2 separate regions of the Mus musculus genome follow, and region 1 is linked to region 2. Evidence: chromatin loops called from intact Hi-C (ENCODE). Cell type or tissue: left cerebral cortex. All regions are shown on one strand. Links, peaks and the distances in the headings refer to the core of each region. The heading gives the core; the rest is flanking DNA.

The links. Peaks named below come from ENCODE experiments on the same cell type or tissue, not always from the same donor. Only the 100,000 strongest peaks of a DNase experiment are listed, where the experiment ranks them.
Region 1: it touches region 2 in a loop (9-fold over the local background); 2 of 42 quality-filtered maps call a loop at or near these places.

What each region holds. Positions count from the first base shown.
Region 1 is chr5:131,109,351-131,124,786 of GRCm38, forward strand. It overlaps Galnt17 (polypeptide N-acetylgalactosaminyltransferase 17), which reads right to left. Exons shown (of 11, transcript NM_145218.3): 3 at 2,339-2,505. Among named protein-coding and RNA genes, the nearest start is that of Gm40338, 32 kb to the left of the region's middle. In left cerebral cortex, for the core only: no CTCF peak of the experiment used is centred there; DNase peaks (open chromatin) are centred at 4,715, 8,505 and 11,149; H3K27ac peaks cover 208 bases.
Region 2 is chr5:131,173,102-131,188,537 of GRCm38, forward strand. The region is part of intron 1 of Galnt17 (polypeptide N-acetylgalactosaminyltransferase 17); the gene reads right to left. Among named protein-coding and RNA genes, the nearest start is that of Gm40338, 96 kb to the left of the region's middle. In left cerebral cortex, for the core only: no CTCF peak of the experiment used is centred there; DNase peaks (open chromatin) are centred at 7,902 and 8,337; H3K27ac peaks cover 801 bases.

The sequences.
Region 1 (15,436 bases), core at 4,449-12,448, 62 kb before region 2:
AGAAAGAAAGAAAGAAAGAAAGAAAGAAAGAAAGAGGAAGAAAGGAAGAAAGAAGAAAAGGGTAATGGATAAAGGGCAAAAAGTAGGAGTATTAAAATCTAGTCAGTGGTCATTTTTTATACATTGGATGATGGTCCGCAGAAGACAGATTACTGGACCCAGGAGCACTGTTCACCAAGTCTTTGGGAATTAGTCAGCCCTTCTGGAGAGGCAAGAGAATCTTGATCAATTCTAAGCTGATCCAAACGTGATCTTTTGGAGATCAGGCTTCACAAAGGATTCATCTGAGCTCACCTTCATCCCAACCTGAGAGCACCTTGTGGGATAATTCTTCTGCTCAGAGCAAGAGGCTTAGGCCATTCCTAATCCTACAGATACTTGGAAGATTAGCCTCCTGGACCTTCAGCAGGCTCGCTCTGCAGTTGTCCTGTCTGACCTGAGCTCAGAGGGCTTTCTCCCTGCGGTAAGCATGCTGAATTTTGTACATTGTGAGCAGATACAAGAGCACATTTCTGTCTACCTCCACACCCAAATGTCCTTTTGCCTGCCATTCTAGTTTTATAATGGTCCTGTAACTCTTGCTTGCTTTCTATTTTAGCTGATTCATTCTTTCTAGGTGTGCTGAACTCAAAAGATCAACTAACACGGCTCGTTTTCATCTGCCATCATTTTGGGTTCAGTGGTCCAGGGAGGGGATTCTAATGTAAGATGTGTTCTGAACAAAGCATGTGCATCCATGAGTGTGTGCATGTGCACATGGGTACATGCACATGTACATGCGTATATGCATGCATGTCTGTCTGTCTGTTCAGGCCAAAGTTCAAGGTTAGGCGTCCTCTTTAATCGATCTCCACCTTTATATTTTGAGCCTCTTACTGATTCGGTGCAGCAAACGTTTTCTTTTTAAAATTTATGTCTTGGAAAATATGAATGGAGACAGTATTAAAAGGCGGAGGGGGAAGAAAACAGACTTTCCTTTGGGTGTTCTTTGAGTATTATGAAAAGGGGAAGTAACAGGTCTTAGCTGAGGAATTTACTCCTGTTTGTTTTGTAATTAAGTTCTCAGCATGTAGCCTAGACTGGGAAAGAACTTGCTACTGGAGCCCTGGTTAGCCATGAATGCATGCATGTTCCTCCTCTCCCAGCCTCCCAAGTGCTAGAATTCGAGGTGTGGGCCATGATGATCGACTCCACTAACTTTATTTACACATTTATTGAATTTTACATGCATATGTGCACTTGTTTGTGTGTGTGTGGAAGTGCACATACTATACACATGCATGTGGAGGCCATAGGACAACCTCAGGTATCATTCCTCAGGAGCTGTCTCTCCACTTTGATTTTTTTTTTTTTTTTTTTTTTTTTTTTTTTTTTTTTTTGAGAAAGGGTCTCTTCACTGGCTTTGAGTGCGCCAATTAGGTAAGGCTGGGTGGTAAATGTGCCCCAGGGGTTTGCCTGTTTCTGCTTCTCCAAGGTCTGGATGATAAACACATGTCAACATGTCACACCTGGCTTTTTAAAAACATGGGTTCTAACCAGGTATTGTGGTACATGCCTTTAAATCCAGCACTAGGGAGGCTGAAGCAGGCAGATCTCAGAATTCGAGCCCAGCCTGGTCTACAGAGTGAGTTCCAGGACAGCCAGGGTACACAGAGATTCTGTCTCAAAAAAGAGTGTGTGTAGGGGCGGCGGAGAGGCTCTGAGAAATCAGATTCAGCTCTTCATGCTTGCTGGGAAGGCATTTTACCTACTGCAGTCTACCCAATAATTTTATAAGAGCCTGCTCCAGTTTCGTCTTTTGTTGCTGGGATAAAACACCTTTGCCAAAAGCATAGGGGAAGGAAGAGTTTATTTGGCTCACAATTCAAGGTCAGAGTCCATCAACGTGGGGCAGTGAAGATGCAATCAACTACTCACATCAGACCCACAGTCAAGAGTGGAAACAGATAGGTCTTGCTTGATTGTTGCCATTTGACTTTCTCCTGGCTTATACAGTTCAGGATCCCCTTCTTAGGGAATGATGCCACCCACAATGGGCTGGACTCTCCAAATCATCTAACAATCAAGACAATCCTTCATAGATGCGCCCGTGGGTCAACCTGATTTAGATAATAGACTCTCTTCCTAGGTGATTCTAGGTTGTTGTATCAAGCAGACAGTTAAAACTGATACGGCACAGATCCCTAGAAGATTGGAATAGTAATGAACCAATGTCTGCTAAGACTCTCCCTTCCTCCAATATGTTCCAGGGAGCCAAAGACTGGGACACCAGCATGGTTCCCTTGGGAACAGAAGCAGCATTTCTTGAGTCCTGAAGACACACTGTCCTCGCCCATACCTTCATCACTGTTGTCATCCACCAGGATGATCTCCTTCAGCAGGTGTGTGGGTGTGTGATTGACAGCGCTGTGGACTGACCGAAGTATCACAGACAGGGCCTCATTCACGAAGATGAAGATGATGGATATCTGGGGCAACTCCTTGGAATATTTGAGCTCCTTACACCTGGGGAAGGGAGAACAGGAAAGCTATCAGAGGAAGCAGGATGGCAAAGGAGGGGCTGGAGAGATGACTCAGAGATTAAGGGCACTGCTCTTGCTGAGGACCCTGAGTTGGTTCCCAGCACCATGTGAAGCAGCTCCCAAAGTACTTGCAACTCCAGTTCAGGGGGATCTGATACCTTCTCTTAGTTTCCACAGGTACCTGCACATGCATATACTCAGGCACACAAACACATGCACATAAAACAAATCTTAAAAAAAAAAAAGTAAAAGAAAGCATATGCAATATGGCTGAACACAGGATTTTAGCCAATTTCCTCACTAGGTTTTGCCAAGGCAAGGATTCATCACTCTCCCTTGGCTCTCCATCTTTCTCTCTCATTCTTTATTCAAGGCTTCTGGTAGCCTAGGCTGACCTTGAACTCACCGTGTACCTGAGGATAACTTCGCCCTTGTGATCCTCCTCCTGTCTTCACTCCTTGGGATACTATTACAGATGTACACCACCATGTCCAGATTACATGTTGTTGGGTATGCAACAAGGATTTGGTGCATGCTAGGAAGCACTCTACCATTATGCTATGTATGTGTCCAGCCCTCCCTTAGTGTTTTCTTCACTAAACCTTGTGAAATAAACCTAAGCAATAAAGCATTAAAAGAATGCAGCCTACTTCACCCAAATTGATCATCCCAAAGGGGGAAAACACTATTGGGGCATACATCCACCTGTACCCACTTGTATCACATCCCTGCTTTGACAATCTTAGGGTTAAAGTCTGAAATGTCCCATAGTCTGATGTCCTGAGAGGTTTATTGGAAAACCAACTCACAGGTGGGAAGATGGCCCAGTTGATAGTATTTGCTATGCAAGTATGAGGACCCAACTTCAATGTCCAGAACCCATATAAAAAATATGTGGTGGTAACATGTCTGTAACCCTAGTGCTGGGGAGGCAGAGACAGGCAGATCTCTAGGGTTCTTTATCTATTCAAACTATCTAGTTGATGAGTTCCAATTTGTAAGAAACCATGTTAAAACAAAAACAAGGTAAGATCTGGGGAGATGGGCTGGCGAGATGGCTCAGTGGGTAAGAGCACTGACTGCTCCTCCAAAGGTCCTGAGTTCAAGTCCCAGCAACCACATGGTGGCTCACAACCACCCGTAATGAAATCTGCCACCCTCTTCTGTTGCGTTTGAAGTCAGCTACAGTGTACTTGTGTATACTAATAAATAAATAAATCTTAAAAATAAAAGATCTGGGGAGATCTTGCAGTACAAGCATGAGGAGTGGAGTTTGGACTTCTAGAAGCTATGAAAATGCACACTGGGGTGGAAGTTCACTTGTAATTCCCGGCTTGGAGGGCAAAGATAGAGTTCCCAGAACAAGCTGACTAGAGAGACTAGGCCATATCAGCAAGCTCTGGGTTTGATTGAGATGCCCTGCCTGGGTAAATAAGGTGGACGAGTGATGGAGAATGATTCCTGATATCAATCTCAGACCTCCACATGCGTGCACACACATGTGCACCCACACACACATGAACCCCCCCACATACACACCTGAATAATGCACATACATCCAAGCACACCCTACACACAAAAGTAAAAATAAAGGGACTAGAGAGATGGCCCAGTAGATGACAGCACTGGCTGCTCTTAAAGAAGAGCCAGGTTTGATTCCCTGTACCCGTATGGTAGCTCAGAACTGTCTGTAAATCCAGTTCCAGGGAATCTTGAACCTTCTTGGGCCTCCAAGACTGCCACGTACACATGTGGCGCACACACACATACGTGCAGACAAAACACCTACTCACATAACAAAAATGTAAAAATTAAATATGGAAAGAAAATAAAAAATAGACATAACCGAAGAAATGATAGTTGACTATTTGCACATGTATAGACACCACATTCACACACACACACAAACACCTCAGAAACACACACACACACACAAACACCTCAGAAACACACACACACACACACACACACAACACACACACATATATATACACACACATACACACACACATACACACACACACTTATGAATGCACAAAGAAATACAACAATCTAACTCATCTTGTCTCTATGAGACTTCACAGTAGATAGAAGGAAGCCTGAAGGACCTAACAAAGGAAGGGAGGGAGTAGGAGGGACATGCTGGGGAGGGAGGGAGAGATGCATCTGTTTCTTTATGCTGAACAGCTTGGGCTGTGTCAGGCTGTATGAATCACACCAGCAATTTTCAAAAGAAAATAAAGTTTTGTTACGATATACATCCCTGCCTCCTGAGGAGACTGCTCAGGGATTCATGGATCACACAGCCTGGTTTTTGTTATGGCCCTGTCAATCCATTGTCTGGGGATGCAGGAGAGAGAACAATGGCCATCGTTAGGCTCATGAGCTATTGGCCAGGGTCATCTCATTGGCTGGGTGGTGATCCGAGGAATGATGGCATACAAGCAGGTCTCTCAGGACTCGCTCTTGCAGCCTTAGCTTGAGAGTCTGACAGCTGCTCCCTCTCAGGCCATTACTCGCCATACTGAACATGAGAAATGAGAGTGTATGTTGCTTATGCCCAGCTACCCCAAACAACTAACTTCTTTGGTCCTGTTTTATTTTTCATATAAATTACTTTTGATACAGAGTCTCAGGTCACCAGGTTGGCCAACGTTGACTTTGAATGTTTGATCTTGCTGTCTCCATCCGATTAGAGGTGTGTACCACCACACCCGATTTGAGTGATGCTGGGAACGGGACCCCAGACCTTGTGCATGCTTGGCAAGCACTCTTCCAACTGAGCCACTTTCCCAGTGCTGGTCTGTTATTTAACAGCCTCTAGTTTTTGTAGGCAAGAAGGAAAGCTAGAGTTCTCTCTTTACTCAATGCCATCTCTACCCATGAGCAGTGGAGTCTGGTTGTTCTCCAGGATGGTGTTTGTGCTCAATCTTGGGTGTCAACTTGGTCGGATTTGGAGTCAACTAAGAGACATTCTGCTGGATAGACTCTTCCCTCAGAGTGGGATCCACCTTCTACAACAGCCTAACTAAAAAAAAAAAAAAAACCCAGATGGAAAAATATCATTGCTTGCCTTCATTCACTTCTAGATGGTGGTGCATTTATGCTGGGATTCTGATGCTTTAGCCTCTTTCACTAATGTCAGCTTCTTCAGCCTTCTAAAGTGGCTCTCCAGGGACTACCCAAGCCTTTACCATTCATTCAGGCTACTGAGGCATCCAGTGTCATAGACTGAGCAGCTACCATGTTCCTAGCCTCTTCAGTATGAAGACAGCCATTGTTGAACCACCTAGTCTGTATCCTGTAAGCTAATGGACAGACACCATTTTATAATATATATTCACTCTATCAGTTCTGTTCTCCTAGAGCAGTGGTTCTCAGCCTTCCTAATTCTGTGACACTTTAATACAGTTCCTCATGTTGAGCTCACTCCCCTGATCGTAAAATTATTTTTCGTTGCTACTTCATAACTGTAACTTTGCTGCTGTTATGAACTTTAGTGCAAATATCTGTGTTTTCTTATAGTCCTAAGTGACCCCCATGAAAGGGTTTTCAACTGTAGCTCCTTTCCCTGAGAGATGAATCCAAGCTAAACGGTACTCTGGGGCAGGCATCTTGGGAGAGAGCTTACCCTCTCTTCATAAAAAAAGCATGCATGACCACACATTTCCTGTCTTGTCAGCCTCCCAAACTACAAAGCCAACTATGTAGCTTACGAGCTATACGCGTACCCCCAATCTTTTGTTTTCCTGAGGCATGGTGTGTTGACTAGTTTTAACTGGCAACCTGATACAAACTAGAATCACCTGGGAAGGGTCTCAATGAGGAATTATCTAAATCATACAGGCTTGAAGGTGAATCTGTGGGAGATTGTCTTTATTGTTAGTCAATGAAGGAAGACCCATTCCATTGTGGGTGGTACCATTCCCTAGATAGGGATTCCCAAATGATTTGAGAGGAGAATGCCAACAGATATAAGCAAGTAAGCAAGCAAAGATTCATGTGTTTACTCTAATTACTCTTGACTGTGAATGTGATGCCTTAGGTTCCAGCCTTGATTTCCCTAAAGCAATGGACTGTAACGTGGAAGTGTAAATGAACCCTTTGGCCAGCATGTTTTATCACAGCAGCAGAAAGGAAACTAGAATATGTGGCCTCACTATGCAGCCTAAACTAGGTTGGAATTTGTTGGGTAGCTCAGGCTGGCCTTGAACTCATGACCCTTCTGCCTGTAAAATTATACAAGACAGAAGGTCCATGTAAGGATAATGCACTATTTGTTAGAAAGTTCTTCCATAGTTGGTGCATAGAAAGTTAGGAGGATAAAAGAATTGGTGTTAGAGCTAAGACCCTCGTATCAGGAGTAGAAAATGTATCGCACAAACATCAAACACCTCACCATTGATCATGGAGTGTTGTAGGTACCCCTTCTACCAACACATTCTCAGATCTGGTCCCCAAAACAATGCCTTTCCTTTGGATAACTAGTCAGTAACTAATAAATAGTCTTTTATGCAAACAGAGATTGTTGGCAGGGACAGGATCTGCATTGGTTACTTTTTTGTTGCTGTGGTAAAACTTCATGATCAAGAAAACAAAGAGAGTTTATTTTAAACTTATGGGTGTAGATGATTAGAGTCCATGATGGCACATCAGAGGTAGCAGGTGGAAGGTAGTTGGAGGGGCAAGTGGAGAGAGCTCACATCTGGAACCAAAAAAAAAAAAAAAATAGTAAGCAGAGAGGGCTGGAAATGGCATGAGCCTTTTGAAAACTCAAAGCCTGTCCCCAGTGACATACTGCTTCTAGCATGCCATATCTCCTGAGCCTCCCGTAAATAGCTACCAACTGGAGATCAGATATTCAAATGCCAGAGAATTGTGGGAGACATCAACCTCAAATCATCAGAGAATCTTAAGTCAGGGTCAATTTTAATCAATGCCCAAGACCTAAAGGAGGATCTAGAGAAATTAGACACTAGATTTCTATTTAAAAAAAAAAAAAAAAGAGGTCTGCTGGACAAAATAGATTCTCAATGAAGTTGTCCTATGAAGAAAAGAAACTAAAAATTTTTTAAAAAGGTCACAAAAAGAGTCTAAGAGACTGAAAATGTACAGGAGTGCAATGAAATTCTGTCCTCTTCTGGCAACAGGAAATGGCCATTCTGGTCATAAACTCATAGCAGCTGTGCCCTGCTTGGAAGGGGCTCCCAAGACTCTACTCCTCCCTGGGGATCTACAGTCAGTCAATGGTTGCTGGGAGAAACATTTCCTTCAGTAGTCAAGGCACTGGTAGGTTTCTTTTGGCCCTATTAATAACCCATTAATTGATTAAGGATACACAGTAGCTCATTAATTAATATTTGTTAATTAAGTGAGTATAATTATTCAGGCACATGGAGCTGACTAATTAAAACTGACTGGATCACTTTTTAAAAAAGCAAAATAAACAAAAAAAGACATAAAAATAGGAGATGGGCTTTTTTGTTTGTTTTTGGAAAGAAGGGGATCAATGGGAATGAGAGTGAGATAAAAGATGGTAATGGAGTGACTCGAACAAAGTACGTTATGCGTGTATATGGAATTATCACACAACAGTACCAATGAAAGACTTTGTGGCTCAGGCTTCTGAAGCACTGAGCTCTCATTGCGGCTGTCTGTCCTGTCTGTGGTCCCAAGATGTGACCATCAAACTCTGGGTAACCAACATCATCCCCTCCCCCTCTTCACAACCAGATGGACTGGGTTCATTTGACTCCAAAGATGCCCAGACAGTTACCTCATGGATGGAGACTTAGAGATGGACCAGCCAATGAGTTCTCCAGAGAACCACAGGGGCAGTGGAAAAAAACAGAGATGCCAGATGGAGTTTGAGTTTATCACGAGACAGAAGCTCTATAGGCAAATGGTAGTCTTGCTTCACAATGTAAGGATGTGTGCTTAAATATGAGTAAGATGGAAACTACCATTTAACCAGAAGGAAAAAACTAAATCAAGGTGGGTGTGCTAAGGAAAAAGCTAAATCAAGGTGGGTGTGCTGGCACATGCCTGCAATTCCTGTACTCTGAAGAAAGAGACAGGAGGATTGCTGCAAGTTTAAGGCCACTCTGGGCTACATAGTAAATTTAAATTCAGCCAGAGCTACATGGTGAGATCCTGTCTTAAAAAGCCAAAAATAAAGAAAAGGGAATAAGCTTGCTCACAGCTCTCTCCATCTCTCCCTCTTTGTCTTTCCACCTCTGTCTCTCTACCTTTCTCCCCCCCCCCTCCTCTTTATTTCTCTCCATCTCTGATCTCTTGTTCTCTCCTTTTCTCTCTATCCACCTGTCTTTCCATCTCTCATCTCTATCTCCCTGCATGTTTTCCCCATCTCTCTATTCCCTGCTCCTGCCATTTCTTTCTCTCTCCCCATCTCTTATCTTTCAATATCCCTCTGTCTCTTTCTCCATCTGTCTTTCCATTTATCATCTTTTTCTTATTCGTGTATCCCTCCATCTATCTTAATTTCCCTCCCTCTTTTTCTCCATCTCTCTCTACATCTTTCTCTTTTCCCTTCTCTTTTTCATCACACACATACACATATGCATACCACATACCACACACACATTTGGACACACACATCACAATTCCACTCTGTGTGTCATATATACAAACCCCTCCCCCCTCTCTCTCACACACACACACACACACTCCCTCTTGTCCACCTTCCTCTGGGGAGCCATGCCTAACATGCTGCCCTTTACTTTGGGAGACAGGATTGCACTGATTGAAGTGTCTCACCTTATGAAACATCATCACTTTGATCCTTCCTTCCTGTCAGAGCCTCAAAGTCTCTGACTCACCCTGAGGAATACTCAGAACTACCTTATTAGGAATACTGGTGCTGAAGTACAATCATCTCCACATTCCCCTGGCCTTTGCTGGCCTGCTCTACAATGCTAGAAATGCTGTATTCTGATACTTCCAGCTCTAACTATTAGAGTGTCCTTCCTTACCAGTTTCCTCTCCTTGCTCCCCAGGACCCTTTACATCTCCAGTTCCTAGACTGCTCTGGTTTTCCCTCTATCTGTTAGCCTTTCCCTGGTGTGTAAGTCACTTCACTGCTGTACCGAAATATCGAACAAAAGGCAACCTAAGAATAAAGGGTTTATTTCAATCACACTTTGCTGGTATATGCCATCATGATCGGTAAGGCATGGTGGGAGAATCAGGAGACAGATGATCAACGCCAGAGATTGCATTGAAAGCAGACAAAAATGATTGCTGGCATTTAGAATGGATATTTCTACCTGAGTAACCTACCTAAAACCCCCTTACAGTCATGCATGGAGGTGGGGAAGACACAGCCGCAGGGGGATTTTAGTAGTGCAAGGATTAGTTTCAATTGTCAACTCAACATAACCTAGAAATACCCTGGAAGAGATCTCAATGAGGAATTGTCCAGATAAAGTTGGCCTGTGGGCATGGGGATTGCCTTGAATATCTTAATTGACTTGGGGAGACTCAGTCCACTGTGGGCAGCACCATTCCCTATGATGGGGTTCTGAACTGTATAAAATGAAAGAGCATGAGCCGAGTATTAGGTAGGCATGCATTTATTTCTCTGTGTTCTTGACCATGGATATGATGTGAGTAGGTGTTCTTGACCTTCCCACAATGGTGATCAGTGGCCTGGATTTGTGAGCTAAAATGACCTCCTTTTACCTTCAGGGTTTTTTGTTTGTTTGTTTTTGTTTTTTCTTTTTATCATACAAACAGAAGTGAAATTAGAATGAAAGCTCTGACTTAAGACGTGGATTTGTTCATTGATAGATTCATGACACAGTGGCCTTATGGGGAGGCGGTGAAAGGTGGGAGGCAGAGCTCAGAGGAAGTAGGTCACTGGGGTTCCTGGGAGCCATATCTTATCTTGCCTGTACTCTCTCTTCCCACTTCCAACCTGTTGTGATAAGAGGGGCTGTACACACCCTGAAAGCTCTAGTTGATGGACTGATAAAACCAGGAGCCAAAATTAATCCTTCCTCTTCGTTCTGTTAGATGTTGGTTCTAGTACAAAGATGGACCCAGGCTGAATCCCAATTCTTTTCTCCAACCCCATATCTCCTCCCTGTCCAGTTGCTATAGATATACATATGTACTATACCTGGGAATACTGTCCCTCCATGCACACAAACTTCATGCCTATCCAACTGTTCCTCTACCCTTAAGCCCTGGTTCCTGGCAGTGTTCCTAGACCTCTATCTGGACGCCCAATGCCTCTCCTTTGCTGTTTCCTGTCCCTTTGCACGGTCCTATTTTCTCCTTCTCCAGGGCAACTGCCCATCTTTGTTTCTTTTTGCTTTCTCAGAACTTCATGTGGAAACCCAGGAGAGAAAAAGTAACTGAAATCACACGTGAAACTCCTCCTCTCCCCTTCCTGTATTTACAACGTCTGCTATTCATTCGCATGATCAAAGGTATCACTTATTTGCCACCACAGTTATGATGTGGGTGACAGCTCTTCCGTGCTTAAAAGGCATCTCCAGCACAACCGTGCTTCTGTCTCTCTTGATTTACTAATCAGGGCTCAAATGCTTCACGCTGCCTGGGTCAAGTACATCCTGCAGCCTGGTGCTCCAGTTATGCTGATCCACCTCATCATGCTTTGCCCGCAGTTGAGGAGAATGGTGTCATTTTTAGCAACAGCAGACCTTGCAAAATGGGATGCGGGGTGGAATAACACAGATCCAGGCAGTTCATGTCTTGGAGCTCTCATTATTGGGGGAGGGGAGGGATACACACTGGGTTGTTTAATTTCCTCTCTTAAGCTCTGTGGTTCCTATCAGAAGAGCCAGCCACATTCCTCATTAGCTAGGCCTCCTGACAAACTGCCTACTCTAACATTGGAATTTCCTAGGTCTGTCCTATCTATCTTGGTGACGTCCTTCTCAGCAATGGAGATTCAGCCTACTTCATCATATGAGTGCTTGCTTATCTTGGGGTCCATGGAACCTGGGAGAAACTCCAGAGATTAGATGCACATGAGTCTGCCCACTCTGGGGAGGCAATCTGTTCTATTAGTTAGCTTAACATAGGCACATGCTGGAAGAGGTTGAACCAGGGCCACCTTGCTAAGAGAATATCTCTGTGGATATGCAGCCCCATCTCAGGATCACACAGAGTCCCGTGTCATCCCTTTCAGCCTGGTTCCTACAAACATTTATTCTGAAATACCCCCAAAGGTATTTTTATTCTTGGATGGATCACTTCCTGGCTCCATGGCTACCTAGGAAGTATTTTCCCCCCTCCGAGTCATAGAGAGTTGCTTTTCCAAAGACAGAACAGTCATCTTTAGCCAAAAATCCAGGAGGCCCTACTCTCTTTAGCCATATTAAGGCAGAGTAGGAGGTTCTGGTACAGGCTAGAACCCTCTATCCTTCTCTGAGCAGAATGACTTCCTTCCTTCCTTCCTTCCTTCCTTCCTTCCTTCCTTCCTTCCTGATGGAAGATTGTAGATTCACTTTTAACCTGGTTTCTGACCATAGCTGACAATTTTATACACACATTCTTTTTCTGAAAGAGAATGGGGAACACACACAGACACTTAGGGGTGCAGGGGGCACCGTTCAGAACCTCAGCTTAGCAGATGATTCCATCCATGTCTGATGCAGCTGACTTTATTATATTGAAGAGAGAGAGAGAGAGAGAGAGAGAGAGAGAGAGAGAGAGAGAGAGACAGAAACCCCTAGAGTTTTATTAAGCAATGGACCAGGAATAGAATCTGTAAAAATAATTAAGAGTAAATTAATGCAGACAGTTTTAGGTCAGAGCTAAGAAAACCTCCACACTCTCTGCAAGGGCAACGCCCCCAACGTTACTGGGAGGCAGCTAATCAGTTACCTTCTGCAGCCCAGCGGAAGGAGAGGGGTTGGCCCTACTGCTGTGGAGGGCCTGAGGGACATTAAGAACTGGTGCAACCTGGGAAGAATAAATAGCTTTATTTAAGGTCCAACTAACTTCACACTTGGGAAGCAGGCTTCCTCCCCATACCACGAAACTCTCTCTTCTCGGCGAAAATCTGCCTCTTCTCCTTCACTTCTGAGCAATCCAAACTGCTCTAAAGGGTTTGGTGTTTCATTTCTAGAGGGTTTGGTTTTAGTTTCAGATGCCTGGCAAACCCTGGGTTCCGCCCCATCCCTGCATAATGTGGGCATGGTGCTGCACAGTGTCAATCAAAAGTCTAGAGGCAGAGGCAGGAGGATCAGAGTTCAAGGTAGTTCTCCTTTACATGGTGAGTCCTGAGAGATTAAACAGAACTGAGAGATAAGAACCAGATGGATCTCAGAGAATCTATGCCAAGGGGTTACAAGACAAACCAAAAGAGCGAATATATCAGTCAATGGTGCCAGGACTCAAGACTCTATCTGCCCTCTGAATACACTTCAAGATTAATTTTATCTCTAAAAAGCTAAGTTTAGAATTCCAAATATAAGAAACATGAGTATCTACAGATTCTGGATGTCAAAGAATTTCCAAGATAAAACACAGTAGGTTAATCACAACACAGACTCTGGGGCTGGAGAGATTGTTCAGTGGTTAAGAGCAATGCCTGTTATTCCAAAGGACCCAGGTTCATTTCCTAGCGCCCACATGGCAGCTCACAACTGTCTGTAATTCCAGTTCCTAGGGATCTGACACCCTTCCAGCAATGCACATAAAGTTAAATAAAGTGTCTCTTTTGAATAATAACACAGACTCGTGTCCAGAAGAAAAATGAAGATACAACGAATTGCAAATGAAAACCAATTTACAGCAATAACTGAACAGAAAACTACCTTACATCATTTAATAATGAAAGTCAGAAAAGCTTAACTAGGACTTAAATGGTGTAGTTGTCAACAGTACCTGATGTGCTCACAGAGAACCCAAGTAGTGTTCCCAGCACCCATAGCAAGTAGCTTACAATCATCTGTAATTCCAGCTCCAGGGATCCAATGCCCTCTTCTGCCTCTGTGGGCACTGCACTCATATGCACACACACACACACACACACACACACACACACACACACACACACAAACTCATACACTCACACACATACATACATACACAATGAGAGGCCATGACTCAAGGGAAGAAAAGAAGGTGGGGAATGATAAAGTGGGGTACTTTATGATTTCCTTTGGCTTTCATGAATGTTCATCTCCATACACACATGTGCATACAACACACATAAGTATGTACACACACACACACACACACACACATACTGAACCAACCGCTTTCAGGAATTGGGTCTTGCCTCCATCTTTACACAGGTTTCTGGGATTGAGCTCAGGTTTCCAGGTTTGCTCAACAAGCACGTATGTCCTATGAGCATCTCAGGGCCCCAACAATAACTGGCTTATAGTAGCCTGCAGGTTCTAAGGAATACGGGACAACATCTGTCCAACTGACATCTTGGGCACATATGTTGGACCAGCTGCTCAACTAATGTTTACTAAATACACTGATAAAGAAAACATACTCAATTTGTTGATGGTGTGTGTGTCCAGAAGAGAACATCAGATACATGTGTGTGCACACACGTGGAGTTCAAAGGATGGCCTCAAGGGTCATTCCTTTAGGTGCTGTTCATTTTTTTTTTTAAGACACAGTCTCTAAATAACATGGAACTAGCCAAGTAGGTGAGGCTAGTTGGACAGGGAGCTCCAGGGATCTTCCTGACTCTACCTCCTGAGCATACATGAACCTCTACACCAGACTTTTTCTGGAATGGACTCTGGGGATTAATTAACATAGGTCCTCATGATTGTAAGCAAGGCACTCTCTTAACTGAGCTTCTTTCTGGCCCTAGACTGGATCTTAATCATCTTCCAAAAAGACCAATGAGTCAATAATCAGACAAGAGCCCATGGCCAAGGTTTTCACTTCTTGGTTAACTAGGAAACATACACAAGCCAGGAACCACAGGTAGACTGATGGGCTAAAACTCCCAGAAAACGCCAAGTGGCCTATATCCATCAGGCACCACCCCCCGAAGTTTCTAGAACCTCCTAAAATAGCACTGCACCAACTGAAGAGCAAACATTTAAAACACAAGCCTTTGAGACATTTCTAATTCAAACCACAGCATGGGACCCATCAATCAAGAATGGAAAGCTCTAAAACTTTTGAGCTAAAATAAACCTTTCTCTTTATAAGTCAATTTGCCTCAGGTCTTTTGTTATAGCGATGGAAAATTGATGAATACACTTTTCTGGTGGCCTGTGCCTGCAGTGGGTTGCGGAACATTTAGTTTGGGGATGCCAAAGATTTAATGAGGAGCCTATAATTGTAGGAAAACAAAATCCCCTCCAGGGTACCTGTTATGCCTGGTTGAAGATGCCACCTCAGATCACCTCAGATTCACTGGGGAAGAATCTCTTTCTCCCGGGGATGGTGACTTTATTTAATTCCAAATATTTTTCATCCCACTGGCTTTACCAATGGAAAAAAAATCCCAGGAAACTCCACAGAGCTGCTATGCCTCAATTCTGATGACAGCTGGAGGATGACGTCCAGCCCTTGATTCTAACACAGATAATGCACCCGGTTAGAAACCCTGTTCCTTCATTTTTAACAGACCAAAGGACAAACATGTCTGTATCACTCACAGACATGAGCTTCACCATGACATTTGAAAAGCTAAGCATCTGTCATGGGCCTACAAGGTGTTGGAGACACAGAATTAAAAGCAAAAATCCATGTGTAGCCCTGGCACCCTGGGTATCAGTCCTTACCTTCCACTTTGTAAGACATAATATCTCTCTTTTTAAAAAAATAAGACTTAATTTTATATGTATGTATGTATGTATGTATGTATGTATGTATGTATATGGGGGCACAGTATGGACATGTGAGTGTCCCTAGAAGATAGAAGAGGATCTTAGAACCTG
Region 2 (15,436 bases), core at 3,062-11,061:
AGCAAGCTGTTCTAAATGAAATCACCACGTAACAGTGGAGGTGGGACCTCAAATGAACATTTCCCATCACCAAATAAAGCTTCTAGTACCTAGATGGAGTTATATCTAATTGAGTTTTTGGCTAAAGGGGTCCCATGGTGGGATGGTTTGTATATGCTTGGCCCAGGGAGTGACACTATTAGGAGTTGTAACCTTGTTGGAGAAGGTGTGTCCCTATGGGTGTGGGCTATAAGACCCTCATCCTAGCTGCTTGGAAGTGAGTCTCCTCATAGCAGCCTTCAGATGAAGATGTAGAACTCTCAGCTCTGCCTGCACCATGTCTGCCTGGACACTGTCATGTTCCTGCCTTGGTGACATTGAACTGAATCTCTAAACCTGTAAGCCAGCCCCAATTAAATGTTATTTTTATAAGAGTTGCTTTGGTCATGGTGTCTGTTCACAGCAATAAAACCCTATCTAAGACACATGGGAACTCCCAAACAACCCAGGGTGTTTCCAAGGCTATAAGTTTCTCTCTACAAACTGATGGTAAAGTAAGGTCCTATTGATTGAAGGCAACACCTACATAACTCACTGAACTCAGAGAACTCAAGAGGGTGCCTATCTACAGCCTTCCACCCTACAGATTAGTGTTCATGGTATTGGATGGTACTCTGCATGCTACCCAAAGAGAAAGGTAACCACCAACACAGCTACACACATCTACAGTGTGACCTGATGGGTGATGCGAGGGGGCGATAGTGACACAAAGCTTATGGGTGTAACCAACCACTATCTGATTGGATTGAAGGCCCACTCCATGAGATAGAACCCACCCCCAACACTGTTCAGGTATCTAAGAACCAACCAGATAAGACTTTTCTGCTAAAGGACCACGGCAAATAAAATGACTTCACATGACATTCTGCTATACTCACAAACCAGTGTCTTATTCAGCCACCATCAGAGTTGCTTCCTGTTGAGCAGAAGGGGAACAAATACAGAGACCCAGAAAATGTGCAGAGAGGGAGAGACCGTGGAACACTCAGTCCTAAATGTGATGTCTCCATCAGATCCCTCCCCTTGGGCTCAGGGAACCCTGTGGAAGGTGAGGTGGAAAGATTGTAAGACCCAGAGGGGATGGAGGACACCAAAGGAAACAAGGCCTTCTAAATATAACAGTACCAATGCACGTGTAAACTCACTGAGACTTTGGGCTGCATGCACAGGGCCTGTAAGAGTCTGCTCCAGATGGAGTCCCAGAGCCGAGAGGAGCAGTGTACACAAACTCCCATCTCTCACCCGGAAGCTCTCTCCTCTTGATAAACACTCGCAAAGGAAAAAGGGAGTTCTCTCCAACAGAGCCCTCTTAGGGATACAAACCATTCTTTAGACGTGGCCCCATGCCTGGCAGTCACCGGCCAACACAAAACAAACTCAATAGCATCTTTCAAGATTCTTTGTTTTGACAGGGCATTAAAAGAAAAACAAAAACAAAAACACCCTTCGTCTTGTGTTTTTGCGGGATTCCTATGTGCATCAGCGTGTATATCGCTGAGTCTGTACGTGTTTCTTGTGCTTTTTCTTTGACTCTTTCTCTTCTGATTGCTTGTTTTGTCCTATTACAGTTTTGTTTTACGTTATTTTTATTTTATTATTATTCTTCAGACTGCCTTCTTGTTTTTAAACTAGAGACAAGCAAGGGCATGGATTCAGATGAAAGTCTGTCCTCCCCTCTTTGATGGTGGGTACCGGAAATGTAATCAGAATATATTAAATGGGGGAAAAATCCATTTCTAATAATAAAATGAAACAAAGGCCTTTTCAGTTTTGTCTTCCACCATCAGGCCCCCTGCTGATAAACTGGCTCAAGAAGTTCAAGGCCAGATAAGACAGTGTTACACAACAGTTTTCAGCCAATTAACTACCCTATTTTTCTTTAAAACTGACCAAATTAGGGGAGGAAGACTCTTTAGGGGCTTCAAAATACTAGCCCTTGAGAATAAACCAGCTTTTCCAGCTTTTCAAGTGTCCCCTCCATTTCGCATAAGGCTTTGGCGGCTGCTGCTGCTGCTGCTGCTGCTGCTGCTGCTGCTGCTGCTGCTGCTGCTGCTGCTGCTGCTTCTTCTTCTTCTTCTCCTCCTCCTCCTCCTGCTCCTCCTCCTCCTCCTCCTGCTCCTCCTGCTCCTCCTCCTCCTCCTGCTCCTCCTCCTCCTCCTCCTGCTCCTCCTCCTCCTCATCCTGCTCCTCCTCCTGCTCCTCCTCCTCCTCCTGCTCCTCCTTCTGCTCCTCCTCCTGCTCCTCCTCCTTCTCCTGCTCCTCCTCCTCCTGCTCCTCCTCCTGCTCCTCCTCCTCCTCCTCCTGCTCCTGCTCCTCCTGCTCCTCCTCCTCCTCCTGCTCCTGCTCCTCCTGCTCCTCCTCCTGCTCCTCCTGCTCCTCCTCCTGCTCCTGCTCCTCCTGCTCCTCCTCCTCCTGCTGCTCCTCCTCCTGCTCCTCCTCCTCCTCCTCCTGCTCCTCCTGCTCCTCCTCCTGCTCCTCCTCCTCCTCCTCCTGCTCCTCCTGCTCCTACTCCTGCTCTTCCTCCTCCTCCTCCTCCTGCTCCTCCTCCTCCTCCTGCTCCTTCTTTGTCTGCTGTACATATGTGTTTCCTTTCCCCCAGTAAACACTTTTCTTCAATGCTTTGGAGTGGAAAATAAATGTCATCTCTAAAGAGCCCCAGTAAATGGTCAAAGTGCTGAGCTGACCACTGAGTGTTCAGGCCTAAGTGGGACATTTATTTTAGTGCTCATCCCCCAGGGCTCAGGGAGCATCACTGAAGAGATGGCACAAAGAATGTAAGAGCTGGAGGGCAGGGAAGAGAGCTGTGAGATGCTGTCTGTCTTCTGAACAAGGCATAGATGTTGCATTTATGAACTCACAATAGCTACGGTTTCTTGTAGAAGACCTTCACACAAGATCAAGCCAACAAAATTGGCTACCATTGCAACAGGTAACATTAATTAGACTCAGTGAGCTAAAAGAAAAAAAAAAGTTTCTATCAGCACAGGAATCTCCCCTTCTTTCTTTGTTGGTGCATAACTATGGACCCAACTCTCCATCAATCCTTTCATCTTCAACCCACTGATCCATTCATCCATCCTTCAATCGTCCATTCATCCATCCATCCATCCATCCATCCATCCATCCATCCATCTACCCATCCACCCTTCTATCCATCTATATTAACTTCAAGACATACGCATATACATGCATCAACTGATATATTTATTCATACATATTTATCAATTTATCCATTGATATATCTATACATGAATGTATACATACATATATACTTATCATACATGTGTTCATCTACCCACACATACATGCATTCATACTTTCGCTTACCATCTATATACTTATATCTATGCATACATATATCTACCATCCATCCATAAATCTACCTATACAACAATATATATGCATATATATATATATACATCCACCTATACACATTATATGTAAATATAAACATACATAAATATACTCATCTGTTTTCAATTTATCTATCTATTTATATATAAATATATTTGTTTCTATTCACACACATATGTATACAAATATAATTATTTGCACATACATAAATATATATCTACCCATTTATATGCATCTATAAGTATATCTATCCAGTCATTATACATACACATATCTATCCACACATAATACATAGACCCTTCATTTCACTAAAGTATCTAGATATTCTGATTATGCTGCTTAGTTCAAATAAATCAAAACCAGTTACTGTCATGGTTACACACATGCACACCCAATTTTCTCTTCTCTGGGAATAATTAACTATTACAGCTTTTCCATCCTATTGTCTGCAGAGCAATAAATTATGAGCAAAAAGTATGTATTTCAGTAAATGGTTCAGATTTCAAAAAGCCAGCAATACTTATCTTCTCTTGGGGGATGAATTTGAATGCCCCTCCTCCCTTTCCATAAGGCCAGTGGGGACCCAATATTAAATAATCTTTTTTTTTTTTCCAAAATCCATTAGGGGAAGACTTTTCTTCTCCAAACAGAAAACCTAATGCTGTCCTCACGAATTTCCCAGGCATCGCACACCACAGAAATACCACCCCCCTCATCCCTTCCCAAGACTAACAACTACAGAATTCAACCCTTCACATTTAATTTCCTTTTAAAACTGGGTTTGGAGGGGGGGGGCACTGGGCATCCACAGAATGGTTATTCTGGACTAGCTCCCATTAGAAAGACTGTCTGGAACAAGATACCTTCATTGTTATGCAAATTGCATTCCTATGCAAAACTCTACTCGAAGTCCAATGTACTGTTTTTTTCCCAGACTAGCTTGCCCTCTTCTGCAGTTAGCTTCTATTAAGTGTTGGCTCACTGCTTTTTAAGGTCAAAAGTCCCCTTTCCAGGAAATCCACCTGATACACAGGAGATTTCTGTTCCCCCCCAAAGCTGTTCTTCTCCTTGGTGATCATTTTTTCCTAACAAGGAACTAGCACTTTGTCTTCTAATGCCTCTTCACTGGGTAGGGCAGTTGGCTGCAGTACGGGGGAATCTCTGCCCTTCCCTGATTATCCCTTTTTCCCTTCTTTGAAAAAATGCTGTCTTTGTAAGCACTCAAATAAATCTCTAAAGGGAAAAGGCACCCACGAAGACACAGCCATGACTGCCTGGTATTTACAGTCCAGACAGGGATCTTAGATTTATCTCACCCCTGCTTAGCTCGTTCCAAAAAAAAAAAATCCAGACCCTTGAGAATAATTCTTATGATGATTCAGACAATTGAGAGGTCAATAAGGCTCAGAATAAAATATCCATGTATGGAAAGAAATAAAGAACCGAATTCAACAAATGGAAAAAAGTATTTGTGGAGCTGGGGAGAGATGGCCTAGTGGGTAAGAGTGTTATCTGCTCTTGCAGAGGATTTGATGTTACCAGTCAGCACCCACAGCAGGGGGCTCACAACTGCCTGTCACTGTAGCTCCGGGGGAGTCAACTACTTTCTTCTGCTCTTCATTGGCACCAGCATACACATGCACAACTGCACAAGCGCTCGCACACACACCTAAAAAGGAAAAAATTTCCGATTCTCTGCCGCACCGAGATTTTCTAAGTCTCTCTTTGGGATGCCCACCCCCAGCAGAGACACTGCATCTCAGTATGTGAGAATCACTGAGGAGGAAGCCACAAGAGGGATCTAGAAAGAGAGACAAGGGTACATTAAATACAAAATAAATTAAAAAAAAATTGAGTCGTCCATGTCTTCAAACAATGCAGGCTCTTTCTACACCCTAGACCTAGAGATTCAGGCACAAATAAACAATGTGCTTCCCAGACTCCCGGCCCATACAGACAAGAGAGGAAGATGGTTGAGTAAATACCACCAGGGTGACCCATCCACAAGCTCTGCACGCCCAGGTTCTGCCAATCGCAGGTCAAGCGCATTAGAGAAAACAATTGTATTTAACACATACTGTGATGGTTACTTTCCTCAGTGCTGTGGGGAAATCCCTGGTAGAGTCGAATTAAGGGAGAAAGGGTTTGTCTTGGCTGATGTTTTCAGAGGGTGGGAAAGGAACGGTTGCAGGAGCTGCTTTGTCTATAGCTGTGGAAGTATGGGTAGAAATCCCACCGTGGTTGGACAGACAGACAGGGGTGTACTCATCAAGGTTTCCAGCTATTAAACCACATCTGACAGCTAGACCCCCTCAGCTCAAAGATTCTATATAGCCCCCCAAAGGAGCACCATGAACCTATGAGGGGCATTCCTCACTCACAACACATGGCTTTGGGTAGCAATTCCTCCAAGAGGGAAGTCTTCCTAGAAGGCTCAGGAAGTGGATGAATCTTAGAAGTTTCAGAAGGCAGAAACTTAACACTATGCACAAGGTACCTCCCTAAGTTATACAAGCAGCAATGATTACTAGGGAAGGGAGACTCTTGGCAAGAAATGAGTGTAAGTTGGGTATCAAGATCAAAGGACGCAGCTTTGACGTAACACTGGCCGTGCTGGGTGGGCTCTTCCATGATGCAACTACCTTTGGATCACCCATGGTACTGTATATTATTTCCACCCATACCCCAGTGGGCAAACTGGATAACTCATTGTTTCACTAAGTTGGACTTTGGTGGACTGTTATATTGTTTTGTTCTTGGTGCCTGGAACAGTAAAAACAAACAAACAAACAAACCCTCTGATTGAAACTATAAAGTAGATGGCAACTGAGCAATGACACCCAAGCTGACATCTGACTTACACACTTGCACACAAACACACACACACACACACACATACACACACTAATTTTGAGAGGTTTGTTCCCTCTTAACAAAGAAGATAGACCTTTCCTGTCTAAGCTGCTTGTAATGCTGGTCCAGGGAACATGATATTTGGCTCAACCATACTGGAACAGATAGAACCGACTAGAAAGGGTCATGCACTTGAGCAGACATATGGGTGGGGGGGGGGGAGGATCTGGATCCTCTAAGTGACTAGAAAAGACCTCCAATGACTAACACAGCAGTAAGTGTTCTGTTATTTGCTAACCAATCAAAAGAGCAGGCACACAGAATGCGAGATCACATTAGCTAAGGCTACCATTGAACACTCGGAACTATGATTGAGGACTCAAGTGCTGGAACTTCTCATTTAGAATCCTGGCAAAGGGGAGATCTGTGATGTTTCCAACTTTGCTTTACATAGGAGCTGCACACATGGATGATTCTTCCTGGGGCGTGTTACTGGGTGATAGAAAACACAGGTTCAGCAGGATGTGGGGCACACACCTGTAATCCTGGCACTTTGGAGGCTGAGGCAAGAGGGTTAAGACTTCTAGGCCAGCCTGGGCTACATAATGAAACTCTGTCTGAAGGGGTTTTAGGCAGCCATTGCCAACATGGCTCTGGCAGGCCGTACCCTTCTCCCATTCCATTTTCCTTGCTTTAAAACAAACAAACAAACAAACAAACAAACAAACAAAAACCCCCAAAAGTTAGAGTACGTTCTTAAAGCTAGGAAACAAGGTCTGTTTCCTTATTTGGCCACTTCTTCCCCCTGAAATTGAATACCAAGTTTCAGCTATGAAAGTACTGAGGTCCCACAACTAAAAACCTCTTTTTGGCTACCCTAACAAACTGATCTAATAAAAATTAAACACCTCATCTTAACACAAAGCTTTTCCTTTTACATTTATAAACTGTCATTTGCCCCATGGGCCACATCTGATTTCTCTCTGTGCAGAGGAGGTCATTTGTCCCTCTGGGACAAATATCCCTGCCCCTCTCTCCCTGGCCTCTTTCCTTTTTTCCTTCATCCTCTATCTCCTGCCTTTTACTCCCTGCCCGTTGTCCCTCTGGGACAAATAAATGTCCTCTGTGCTAAGAACTTGGTCTAGGAGAGTTTTGTGCCAACACAGGTCCTTTCTCCATTTCAAGAAGAAGAAGAAGAAGAAGAAGAAGAAGAAGAAGAAGAAGAAGAAGAAGAAGAAGAGGAGGAGGAGGAGGAGGAGGAGGAGGAGGAGGAGGAGGAGGAGGAGGAGGAGGAGGAGGAGGAGGAGGAGGAGGAGGGGGGGGGGAAGAGGAGGAGGAGGAGGAAGAGGAGGAAAGTCACAATTGTCTACATTTTTTTGGCAAGTGTACCAAACTTTACAGCACATACAATTTATATATAGTGACAAGAGCCCCAAGTTCATGCTCAGTCTCCTTTTGCCCTTTATCACAAGTTCCTTGATATAATTATTATCATTATAATATTCTATACTTAGAGATTGGATGAATATTTGAAATATCTACTTGGCTGGATTGAGAGATGCCTGAGGCACTGATGAGTCATAACTGCTGGATATGTCTATGAGGGAGCTCTCAGAGATGACAGAAGTGTGGGTCAGTGACCTGAGGTGGGAGGAACTTCACCGAATATATGTGGGTACCATATAGCTGGCAGGGGTCCCATATGGAAATCAAAAAATGAGTCTTCTCTTTCCCCCTTTCCTCCCTCCCTCTCCCTTCTCCTCTCCTGTCTCCTCTGTCTCCTCCTCTCCTTCTCTTTTTCCCCCTTCCTCCTCTTCTTTTCGCCTTTCCCCTCCTGTCTTCTGCCTTCCTTCTTCCCTCCTCTCCCTCTCCTCTTTCTTCCCTTCTCTCCTCATCTCTTCTCAGGCATGCCTTCTATAAAAGGCAACTCTGGGGAATACAAATGGAAGCAGCCAGCTGCTCTGGGTGTGGGGATGAGCCTCCGAAAACCAGGTGAGACCACAGACCCTGCAAGGCAGATGGCTCCCATATCCAAACTGCCATTCCTGGCTGCCTTCTTTCTTTGTAAATATCCTTGAAAGCTTGAGGACTGTGAGTCACCAGGACAAGAATAGATTCATTCCTGAAAGGCAGGTCTTGTGACTGACATTCTCTTTGCTGACTTGCCACCTGGTCACTGGGCCTTCCAGACACTTGTCCTCATGCACAAACTTCCCTCAGACCTGAAACATTCACTTTTTCTTGGATTGGATAGAATCCAACCCACATTATTCCTGGAGCAGGCTCATACAACACTTCCCACCTACTCACTGCTGGGCCTTTCCTTTTACTCCCCAAAGGAGAGTATATTGCTTGCCTACCTGCTTGCCTCCCTCCCTCTTCCTCTCCCCCTCTCCTTTCACCCTCCCTCCTTCCCCCTCTCTTTTCCCTTCTCCTTCCCCCTCCCTCCCCCTCTCCTTCCCCTTCTCCCTCCCCCTCCTTCTTTACCCTCCCTCTTTCCCCTTCCTGTTTGAACCCAGAGCTTTGCATATCCCAGGCAAACTTTCTACTTCAGAGTTGTGTTCCCAATTTTTATTTTAAGACTGTAACTAAGTTTCACAGGATGCCTTTGAAGTCAGGACCCTCCTGCTTCAGCCTCCTGAATGACTCACTATACCCTGTTTGGTGTGGACTCTTTCCAATAACTGGAAATAATAAACCAAGCCTCCCAATGAACAAACCTTTGTAAAGTCTCAGAAGTACACAAAAGAAGTCTAAGCATTGTTCTATTCTGAGCAACAGATTAAAGAAAAAAAATCTATTATTTAACTATGTGTTGTTTTTCTGAGTGAGGGTATGTGCATGTGAGTGCAGTACCCAAGGAGGGCAGGAAAGGGCAGCTGCAGTTATGGGCAGTTGTGTGCCACCTAATGTGGGTTCTGGGAACCATATTTGGATCTTTTGCAAGAGTGACAAGGGTTCTTAACTGCTAAGCCATATTTCTAGTCCCTGGACTTTGGATTTTACTGTTCATTTTCTGGTTCTATTTTTATTAAAGGTTTCTTTTACAAGACACTTTTAAAGTAGTTCCTATGGAGGATTTGGGGAATGACTTAGCGAGAAAAACCCTTGCCATCCCAGCACTAAGGACCAGATCTCAGTTCAGATACCCAGAACTCACATAAAGCTAGAGTTGGTGGTGAATAGATCTGTAATCCTAAAGTCCTGTAATCCCTGTGGTGAGATAGGAGGCAGAAACAGGAGAAATCTCTAGAAGCTTATGGGCCAGTTACTCTCTTGAGTGCACAGTGGGGAACAACAGGGGACCTTGCCTCAAACAAAGAGGAACACAAAACACAAACAAAAACCAGGGCTGAGGAGATGGCTCAATCAGGGTAACTTTGCTTTATATTCACAAAACCTGCCTTGAAAAGTCAAGAACCTTCCTGTAATCACAGGGCTGAGGAGGCTGAGACAGGTAGATCCCTGGGACTGTGCCCACCGTGTCTAGCCAGTTGGCAAGCTCTAGGATCAGTGTGAGAGCCTGTCTCAAAAATAAGGCAGAATAACACTCAAGGTTGTCCTCTGCCTTTCACACACCCACACACCCATATACCCAACACAAGAATAAATAACTGCAGTGTGAATGCACTGTACACTGATAAGGGGAATATAAAATAGTAGAGATGCTGAGAAAATTGAATTGTATTCCAAACAAAATTAAAAAAAAATACTCTATGACCCAGCAAGTACAACCTTGGTTTATGCCCAGTAGAATCTGCAGCACAGACTTGAACATGTATCTACATAGTCATGCTCACAGCAGAACTGTTTACAATAGCCCAGAAGTCAGGGTGATGGACTAAGGGATAAACAAGATGTGGCACATCCATACCATGCAATTTTATTCAGCCTGAACAAAGGAAGGGAATCTCAACGCATATTAAAACATGGATGGACCTCAAGGACATTATTCCAAGTGGGAGGAAGAAAGAAACCAGTCACATGAGAACAAATTCTGGATGTCATTTATTGGAAGTACTAAAAGGAGTCACATTTGCTGAGACAGAAAGAAGAGTGCTTGTTCTAGTCCAGTGGTTGTCCAAGGCAACTGAGAAGCCCTGAATTCTGTCCCCAGCACCTCATACACTAGCAAGATCAGGAGTTCAAGGTCATCCTTGTCTACCAAGTAAGTTTCAGGGCAGCCTGGGCTATGTGAGACTCCTTCTCAAAGCATAGAAACAAAAGACCCTAAAAGGAAGGGAAAGGATAGGGTGTTGTGACTTCGCAGAGCTTCATTTTATAAGACAGAAAATGTTCTGGGGATGTCTCCATGCTAGTAAACACTGTCAACCCTCACAACCTACACCCTCAGAAACAGTGAAGATGGTAAGGTCTTTTACCATAATTAATTTCTTAATGTAGATAAGTCTTGATATTCCCCTGCTTAGAGTTGTAGGTGGTTTTTGTTGTTGTTGTTGTTATTTTCTTTTGTTTTACAAATCCAGGGATTTTTTTTTAAGTGACAAAACAGCTGGGTCTGAAAGTGCAGATCTATGGTTGCAGCAACTCAGGAAGTTGGGGGGAGGGGTATCTTGAGTCATACAGTGAGTTTAAGGCCAGCCTGGGCAACTTAGTGAGATCCTTCGTCTCACTGGTTTACTTTACCACAAGGATACTAAGGATACAGCTTAATTATAAAATGTCTGTTTAGAATCCCCCAGGGAGGCACTGGGGTATAGCTTAGTCATAAAGTACCTGCCTAGAATCCCCCAGTGAGGGGCTGGGGGCGTGGCTCAGTGGTAGAGCACCTGCCTAGAATCCCCCAGGAATGGGGTGGGGTATGACTTAGTGGTAGAGGACATTTCTAGCATTCATAAGTTCCCAGAACTTCCCATTGAGAGAGAGAGAGAGAAGAGAGAGAGAGAGAGAGAGAGAGAGAGAGAGAGAGAGAGAGAGGGAGGAAAGACTTTCAGGCTATTGGTTGACTTAATAAGCTGTTGTGTCTCCTGAACATCCTACTTTAAGTATGGACACCTCTTCACTACTTGAGACACCAGACTATCAGCTTGACAAACTATTTCTTTTCAGCTGTCTGCCAAGAAAACAATGAGAACAATATACAAGAAGCCTTTTCCCTTGCTCTTTGGCACCAATATCCACCAATTCCAAATGCCCAGGCTGGTAGGAGAGAGGTTCACAGACTTCCTATTTCCACACAGACACACCAGAGACACATCTGCACAGAACACTGTCCCAGATTTTAAGAATACCTGCTAATGCAGGTTCTGGGGATGCTGCTTGGTTGTTAGATCCAAGAAGCCCTGTATTCTGTCCCCAGCACCTCATACACTAGCAGGATTAGGAGTTCAAGGTCATCCTTGTCTCTACAGTAAGTTCCAGGGCAGCCTGGGCTACATGAGACCTGTGTCAAAACATAAAACCCCAAATCCCCTAAAACTAATCCACTAATGATTTCACATTCCAGTAAACATCCCAGTCAGACTCTGCCACCCTAACCAGAATAGAAAATTGGATTCTAGCCATGGATCATCCCTAGATACAAAATTACAGTACTTAAGCCTTCAGCTGGATCTGCTATACAATTGATGTAGAATAACCCTCAGGAAGAAAGGATGCATAAATTGGTTAGGAGAGGAAAATTCATATTAAAATTCACTCCTAATCCTACAAGCAAGACGGTGAAGGGGAAGAACCCCAAAGGAACAAGAGAAATTACAAGCCTTAAAATCGGATTACATTTGATAGAAGACACACGACACGGTTAGGGATTCAGACATTTAATTTTATGATCCATAACTACATCTATAGCTGTGCCTGTAGGTATATCTTATCTAACGCCATCCCAAGCCTGTCCTTTTGATTTTTCTCCCAGTGGTAAAAATGCTAGGTTTGTAAGTGAAATGCTGGACTTACAGGTAAAACCGGCAATGGAGCCTCATGTAACAGCTGGTATCCCAACAGAAACATGGAGGTAAGAAACAGAAATGTAAGCTGTTCAAACTGCAAAGAAGCCTTCGGTGTGGGGAGACAGGCCATTAAAACAAAGGTGCATTTCCTGTTATTTTGCATGTATGTGTGAGTGCCTGCTTATATATCTGTGCAACGTGTACATGCCTGGTGCCTTTGGAGGCCAGAAGAGGGTATTGGATCTCCCTGGAACCGGTGATAAAGATGGTTGCTAGGTACCATGTGGGTGTTGGGATTCAGACCTAAGTCCCTGGAAAAGCAGCCAAGGAAGGCTCTTAAGTACTGAGCTATATCTTTCCAGCCTGTAATTTTTTTCATCTTGCTAGTTGTAAAAAAACCAATCTTCAATATCAGCTTGGCTAGACTTAGAACCACCTAGGAGGGACACCTCTGGACCAGTTCTGTGAGATTTCTAGAGAGGAATCACTGAGGTGCTCTAAGTATGGGTAGCTCTATCCCATGGGCTGGGGGTCTGGACTGAATGAAAAGGGACACAGTGAGCCAAGCGCCAGCATTCATATCTCTCTCTCTCTCTCTCTCTCTCTCTCTCTCTCTCTCTCTCTCTCTCTCTGCTTCCTGACTGTGGATGCCGTGTGACCATGTGAGAATCAGCCTCATGCTTTCTCTGCCATGATGGATTATAGCCTCAAACTGGGAGCTGATAAAAAGCCTCCCTACCTTGCGTGGCTTCTTAAGTGGCTTCGGTCAGGTATTCTGTCACCACATGGGGATAGTCAGCAGGACAGCACCACATAGACTCATTGATCTTCCTTGATTGAACCCACCCTTGCCCCATAGTGATGGCTTCCGACCAGGTCCTAACAAGTTTGGAGGTAACACTCCATTTTCAATGGCTTTTCCATCCCTTGAATGTTGCCAAGTGCTTACAGAAGACCTATAAAGAATCCGAACAAGGCAATTCAGGAACAAAGGGTGGGAAATGTGCTTAAGCAGGTCATCACACACACACACACACACACACACACACACACACACACACACAGCATGACTGGTCCCTACCCCATCACTCCATCTCTTCCCACTAAGAATCACCCATGAACACACAGTCCAGTCGGCTTTGAGGAAGTGATTGGATACTGACAGCTCCTTTCTCACTTGTGGGTTTACATATTGATGGAGTCAGCCTAATGGGGGATTGGGAAGTGGTGGACACTTACAGGGCAGAGCCTAGATGGAGGAAAAATGGGTCACTGAGAGTGTGTCCCTGTAGATGGCATTTTGTTCCTACTGTGTGTTATATGTCTGTGTCTATATCACTCTTATTCTCTTGTTGACTCTATGTCTCTCATTATCTCTGTTGTTTATTCTCATCATAGCTGTCTATCTCTACCTCTTTGTCTCTTCTTTGTTCCACATTCTCTATGTGTCTCTGTCTCTGTCTCCCTCCTCTCCCCCTCTTCTTTCTCTTCCTCCTTGCCACAGACACACAAACAGTGTAAGTGATCAGACACTGAAATCTCTAGCTGGAACAAACCATTCTTTCTTTACATTGTTTGCCTCAATCAAGCATTTTGTCATAGCCACAGATTCAATTAGAGACCATGTTCTCCTAAAAAAAAAAAAAAAGATAGAGCTACAGAAAGACACTCCATGACAGCTGGTCTCTATGTGCACATGTGCACATCCCACACATAAGCACATGCATGTGCATGTACACAAACATGTCCATGTACAAACAAGCCTCTAAAATTGTATAAAAAGAACCAATAAATCATTGAATGAATTAATACCACTATTCTTCTCAATTGGAATGCTTTCGAATATTAGTAACATGGCTAATTAAAGAACTGAAGTGTGTGTTTTCATTCCAAGCAGTGAGGTGTGTGCTAAGGGGATGAGTTGGGAAATCAGAGGGAAAGCCCTGTGCACCTTCTTGAGAGACAGCTTAACAGGCTCAAAGGCACATGTGTACACCTTGAATCCCGGGTAGAGAAATAAACGCTGACCATTGTTCCCAGTGCTGGGATAAGTTTAGCACAGTTGTTTATAAAGTGCTTGCCTCCGTGCTTCCCTGGAGGAGTTAAGTTATTATTGGGATACGGCAGAAAGCCATGATCGTTTTGTTGTCAGAGTTCTGGAAAGAGAAATTTCAAGGGCTAATGTGAAATCTTTGGGGTCAAGTCCTGCAAGGAATGTGGGTCTTTATCAAATATAATAGCTGCTTTAGCTGGGACTTCAGTCACTGTGAGTCACCAAAAAACAAAGGCAGTATTTCCCAAAAAACATACAACCATAGAATTGCTTACCAAAAATTAAAATAAAAGAAGCTAAGTGTGTATAAATCACTGCATTAAACATTAAAAGCACAGTTTGACATCTTTTTTGGCATGTCAGAAGTATAGTACATTTGCATAAGTTCTGGTTTTTAAGTTTTTACTTATATATTATTAAAGATTGATTTATTTTCTATTTCATGCATATGAGTACATTGTAGCTGTCTTCAGACATGCCAGAAGAAGACATCAGATCCCATTATAGATGGTTGTGAGCCACCATGTGGTTGCTGGGAATTGAGCACAGGACCTCTGGAAGACAGACAGTGCTCTTAACTGCCAAGTCATCTCTACAGACTTTATATTTTTAATTTAGTGTATGTTTACGTCTGTGTGTGGGTCCGTGCATATGAGTGCAGATGCCCACAGAGGTCAGAAGAGGGCACTGGATCACTTGGAGTTGAGTTGCAGCTGGTTGTAAGCTGCCTACCTAGCACCTGAAATCAAAGTTGGGCCCTTTTCAAGAGTAAGACCCATTCTTAATCCCTGAGACATCTCTCCAGTCCCTGGGCTGAGCTTTTTTGATGTTGAGTTGGGGGAGGAGGGGTGGTGCACTGTGCACGTGTCAAAATCAACAGATAACCTCGTGTTGCTCCCCTCCCCCTCCTCCTCCTCCCTTATTAGAGACAGAGTTTCTTGTTTGCTGCTGTGTGCACCAGGCTATCTGGACCATGAGCTTCCAGTGGTTCCCCTGCCTCTGCTTTCTATCTTACTGCAGGAAAGATAGGATTGCAGACTCATACCATAGTGCATGGCTTTTACCTGAGTTCTTGGAATTCAACTCAGTTATTCATGCTTGTGTGACAAGCATTTTACCCACTGAGCCACCTCCTAGGACACACACACACACCCCTTTTGACACGGGTCTCACCAGATAGCCCAAGCCATCACCCAGTTCACAATCCTCCTGCCTCAGGTGCATTACC